Linked DNA regions of Homo sapiens: region 1 is linked to region 2. The links are chromatin loops, found by intact Hi-C in ENCODE. Cell type or tissue: Calu3. All regions are shown on one strand. Region 1 overlaps SERPINC1 (serpin family C member 1). Region 2 overlaps DARS2 (aspartyl-tRNA synthetase 2, mitochondrial).

Region 1 (2,500 bases), 73 kb before region 2:
GCGTGAGCCACCGCACCCGGCCAGATATTGCCTTTGCTCCATCCATTTCTTCTTACTTCTCTTGTGTTGCTGAAATCTCTCTGCTGCATCTATCAGAGTCCTTCCCCAAACAGTTTCTGTAGATGGCTCCCCCTACCACCCTGACTCTTCACTGGGCACTAAAGCCGATTTTTTAGGCATGCACATTCCATGTCACAAACAGGAAGCTTCTCATTCTTTTTTCTCCCAGCGTGGGGAATTGAGCACATAATACTCCAAATAACCATCAGATGATTCTAATTCCAACATGACCACGTCCAGGCAACTGAACTGTCCCCTGGCAAGAAGTCTAGGACTGAACCTGTCCCGGGCCCCTGTACTTGGTTCAAAGGATTTAGCCTTTCTCTTGGCCACACCAGGTGGGCTGGAATCCTCTGCTTTACTGGGGCAACCCTGTGGTGGGCAGTGGGGCTAGGGGTTGCAGCCTAGCTTAACTTGGCATTTTGTCTCCTTGCAGGAAGGTTTATCTTTTGTCCTTGCTGCTCATTGGCTTCTGGGACTGCGTGACCTGTCACGGGAGCCCTGTGGACATCTGCACAGCCAAGCCGCGGGACATTCCCATGAATCCCATGTGCATTTACCGCTCCCCGGAGAAGAAGGCAACTGAGGATGAGGGCTCAGAACAGAAGATCCCGGAGGCCACCAACCGGCGTGTCTGGGAACTGTCCAAGGCCAATTCCCGCTTTGCTACCACTTTCTATCAGCACCTGGCAGATTCCAAGAATGACAATGATAACATTTTCCTGTCACCCCTGAGTATCTCCACGGCTTTTGCTATGACCAAGCTGGGTGCCTGTAATGACACCCTCCAGCAACTGATGGAGGTACGACCAAAGGTCTTCTGCCCAGCCACCTTGTTAGGAGCACCTTTGGGGCTTCCATAGGCCCAAGTCCAATGATTCCTCAACCAACACTGCAGGCCACTAGGGGCGCTCATTATGCATTACGATTCCCTTTGAACATCACTGTGTTATAATTCCCTTTGAAAATCATTTTTTAAAAAATTAGCCAAGGAATCTTGGCTATCTACTTTTTAAATCCTGGTTTCCTCTTTTGAGCACCTTAAAATGGGGGAAGGCTTGTATCTTCTCTCAACTTCTTTTCAGTAATTCTTTCATCTATATGTTTACTCATTAATTTGATCATTTATTTATTTATTCATTCAGCACTTCCTCTGTGCCAGGCAATGTGTAGTGCCAGTCCCTCCTCTGGTGGAAGAAGAGTAGCTTTACCATATGGTGACATCAGGCATATAGGCTCTCGTGGAAAAAAATTCTAGGATAGTATTTTTTTTTTTTTGAGATGGAATCTCGCTCTATTGCCCAGGCTGGAGTGCAGTGGTGCAGTCTCGGCTCACTCCAAACTCTGCCTCCCAGGTTCAAGCAATTCTCCCACCTCAGCCTCCTGAGTAGATGGGATTACAGGCACACGCCATCACGCCCAGCTAATTTCTATATTTTTAGTAGAGATGGGGTTTCACCACGTGGCCAGACTGGTCTCAAACTTTTTTTTTTTTTTTTTTGAGACGGAGTCTCGCTCTGTCATCCAGGCTGGAGCGCAGTGGCACGATCTCAGCTCACTGCAACCTCTACCTCCCGGGTTCAAGCAATTCTCAGCCTCAGCCTCCCGAGTAGCTGGGATTACAGGCCCCCGGCACCATGCCTGGCTAATTTTTTTTCTTCTTAGTAGAGATGGGGTTTCACCATGTTGGCCAGGCTAGTCTTGAACTCCTGACCTCGTGATCCACCTGCCTTGGCCTCCCAAAGTGCTGTGATTACAGGCGTAAGCCACCGCGCCTGGCCTCAAACTCTTGACTTCAAGGGATCGGCCTGACTTGGCTTCCCAAAGTGCTGGGATTACAAGCATGAGCCACTGCACGGGGCCTAGGATGGTATATTGAGACCAGGGGCCCAGGAAAGCCAAGAGAAGCCTCAAGGACGTGAGAGTGTTTTCTGGCTCTGGGAAGTATGGATCATTTCAGCTCAGTGACTTAGTTCCCACCCCCTTCCCCCCACTGCCTTTTGTGGGAGGGAAGTAGGGCATGATAAGATGAAATGTCATAGATTGATTGATCACTGTTGGCCTCTGGGGCTATGACAAGTCATGGATGGAAACACTAGATCTTTAATCTGTCCTTGGCTTGGCTGCATGACAGTCTTTCTTCAAGTTGGATCACACTTTGGAAGCAGAGTTCATCAATAGGGAGGCATGAGTCCCTTCAAGATGGTATACGGTGCTTATTTGAAACTTGGACACTAAAGTCTGTGGGTCTTAGGAGGGTTCCTTCTATTCTAGTGGTCAATTTCCATGGAACTTCATCACCTTTGCTCAGGGCTCTGGGGTGAGTTAACCCAAGTCTTCACTCTTTGAAAGAAATTGTAGATTTAAAAACTCTGAAGACACATAATACTGCCTTCTCTGGGCCCTTCAGTCATTTTTGTATACATTGGTACTGGTCTCA
Region 2 (2,500 bases):
CAACTGAGATGAGAACTCTCAGAAGATAAAGAATCAACATGCAATGGCCATGCTGGTGCTGATACAGGGCTAAGAGATAGACAGACAACTGAGGCTGCAGACAGAATACTACGTATTATTTTATGCTCACATATTATCCACAATGAAGTACAGGAGTACTTCATAGCATCATTTATTTATGTATTTATTTTTGAGACACGGTCTTGCTATGTTATCCAGGTTAGAATGCCGTGGCACAATCATGGCTTACTGCAGCCTTGAACACTTTGCCTCAAGTGATCCTTGGACCTCAACCTCCAGAATAGCTGGGACTACAGGTGTGAGCCACCACGCCAGGTAATTTTTGTAGAGATGAGGTCTATGTTCCCCAGGCTGGTCTCGAACTCCTGAGCTTAAGCAATTCTCCTGCCTTGACCTCCCACAGTGTTGGCATTATAGGTATGAGCTACTATGCCTGGCTGATAGCATTGTTTAAAAGGGGGGAAAAAAAAGAAAAAAGAAAAACACCCCGGATCTGGAATGTAAACTCACATTCATAAAATTTTATTGTTCTCTACTTATGGTTTTAGAAATACTTTAGATTCTGTATAAAAATACCTACTTTTTTTTTTTTCAAACACAGTTTTGCTCTTATTGCCCAGGCTGGAGTGCAATGGTATGATCTCAGCTCACTGCAACCTCTGCCTCCCAGGTTCAAGCGATTCTCCTGCCCCAGCCTCCCAAGTAGTTGGGATTACAGGCACATGCCACCACGCCTGACTAATTTTTTGTATTTTTTAGTAGAGATGGGGTTTCACCATGTTAGCCAGGCTGGTCTTGAACTCCTGACCTCAAGTGATCCACACGCCTCGGCCTCCCAAAGTGCTAGGATTACAGGTGTGAGCCACCATGCCCAGCAAAAATCCCTATTTTTATTTAAAAAGAATTGTTCTTTCTGAAGTTTAAATATGACAGTATTGGACAAAGTTACTTCCAAAGCATACATTCTAGAGAAACATAGAACTGTACTTCACTTACTGCTCCTTCAGGGATACATATGGCTTTCACAGTTCCATGGGGCTTACTAAGTGCATCTTGAAGAAATCCAATCTCTGTGTTTCTAAACACATCACTGATATCTATAATCTGGAAAATGGGTAACAAAAAGAGATAACTAAATATGAAGTAATTTTTATCTGAAAACATTTTACAAACAAGATTTTAAAGAAGAGAATAGATCTTGATAATTTAACATTTATAGAATACATTCAAAGAGTGTTTACCATGGGTTAAGCAATATGACCAGTGTTTTACATATACTCATTCATTTCATATGAGGTTAGCACTCTTTATTATCCCTATTTCATAGATGAAACCAAGACACAGAAATAAGGAACTTGCCCAAGATGGCATAGCTAGTAAGTGGCAGAGCCAGAATTTAACACAAGCAGTCTGACTTAAGAACCAGATTAAGATTCCAGGCTCGGCGCAGAGGCTCATGCCTATTATCTCAGAACTTTGGGAGGCTGAGGTGGGCAGATCACCTGAGGTCAGGAGGTCAGCCTGGCCAACATGGCAAAATTCCATCTCTACTAAAAATACAAAAATTAGCCGGTGTGGTGGTATGCGCCTGTAATCCCAGCTACTCGGGAGGCTGAGGCAGGAGAATCGCTTGAACCCAGGAGGCCGAAGTTGCAGTGAGCCAAGATCTTACCACTGCACTCCAGCCTGGGCAACAGGGCGAGACTACGTCTCAAAAAAATACAAAAAAAGAACCACTATTCCATATTACAAACGAAGAAACAAGAAGTAGTTGAGTTGGCAGCTGTAAGTTGGTAGTTATGACTTTTTGTGTATTGTATTTTTTTCATTCTAAGAATTGACCACTGACTATTCACAGACCAGGCAGGACCAATTTCTAAAGAATGTGCACTGAGAACTGAGATATAGAAATGTCACTAGCATTACAGGGATCAAGGGATATTGCTCTTTAAGAGCAAACAAGTAGAGGCCTGGTAATGAAACTGTTCTATATAAATTCTACCCCTGCTTTAAATACTTACAGATAGTAATAATTTGAATAAACATTGTCATATGTTTGAGCTTTTTATGGACCAAGGAAACTTAGTAACTCCTTGGATTAAAAAAAAAACTGAAAAGGAAAGAATAGTTATTTTTTCTTTCAAGTTACCATTCATATCCATATAATCAATAACTTGCAAGTAATAAAAACTTTATAGCAAGAATCTCGCTCTTGGAAATGGATCTTGGAACATGAAAGATAGAAAGCACTGTATTGCTAACATGCTATTATTCTCTCTTGCTCTAGCTCTGTAACAACGAAGGTAACAAGGTAACAACAAAAATATCATCTAACAGTGTGTAACACTTGTCAATTTCAAAGTGGTTTAAAAAGACTGCAGGATTATTTGGGGACAGAGTCCTAGAAAAGTGAAGATAAGTACCTTCATTCCAAAGCGAGTGTCAGGTTTATCAGTTCCATAGGTGGCCAGCACCTCAG

What was found. Hi-C counts contacts between places; a loop is a spot of excess contacts. Peaks named below come from ENCODE experiments on the same cell type or tissue, not always from the same donor. Only the 100,000 strongest peaks of a DNase experiment are listed, where the experiment ranks them.
Region 1: it touches region 2 in a loop (10-fold over the local background); 1 of 110 quality-filtered maps calls a loop at or near these places.

The regions. Positions count from the first base shown.
Region 1 is chr1:173,912,916-173,915,415 of GRCh38, reverse strand. SERPINC1 (serpin family C member 1) reads left to right here. Exons shown (of 7, transcript NM_000488.4): 2 at 497-863. Among named protein-coding and RNA genes, the nearest start is that of SERPINC1, 3.2 kb to the left of the region's middle. In Calu3, a CTCF peak has its summit at 939; a DNase peak (open chromatin) is centred at 955.
Region 2 is chr1:173,839,491-173,841,990 of GRCh38, reverse strand. DARS2 (aspartyl-tRNA synthetase 2, mitochondrial) reads right to left here. Exons shown (of 17, transcript NM_018122.5): 10 at 2,445-2,500; 11 at 1,018-1,125. Among named protein-coding and RNA genes, the nearest start is that of CENPL, 16 kb to the right of the region's middle. In Calu3, no CTCF peak of the experiment used is centred here; no DNase peak of the experiment used is centred here.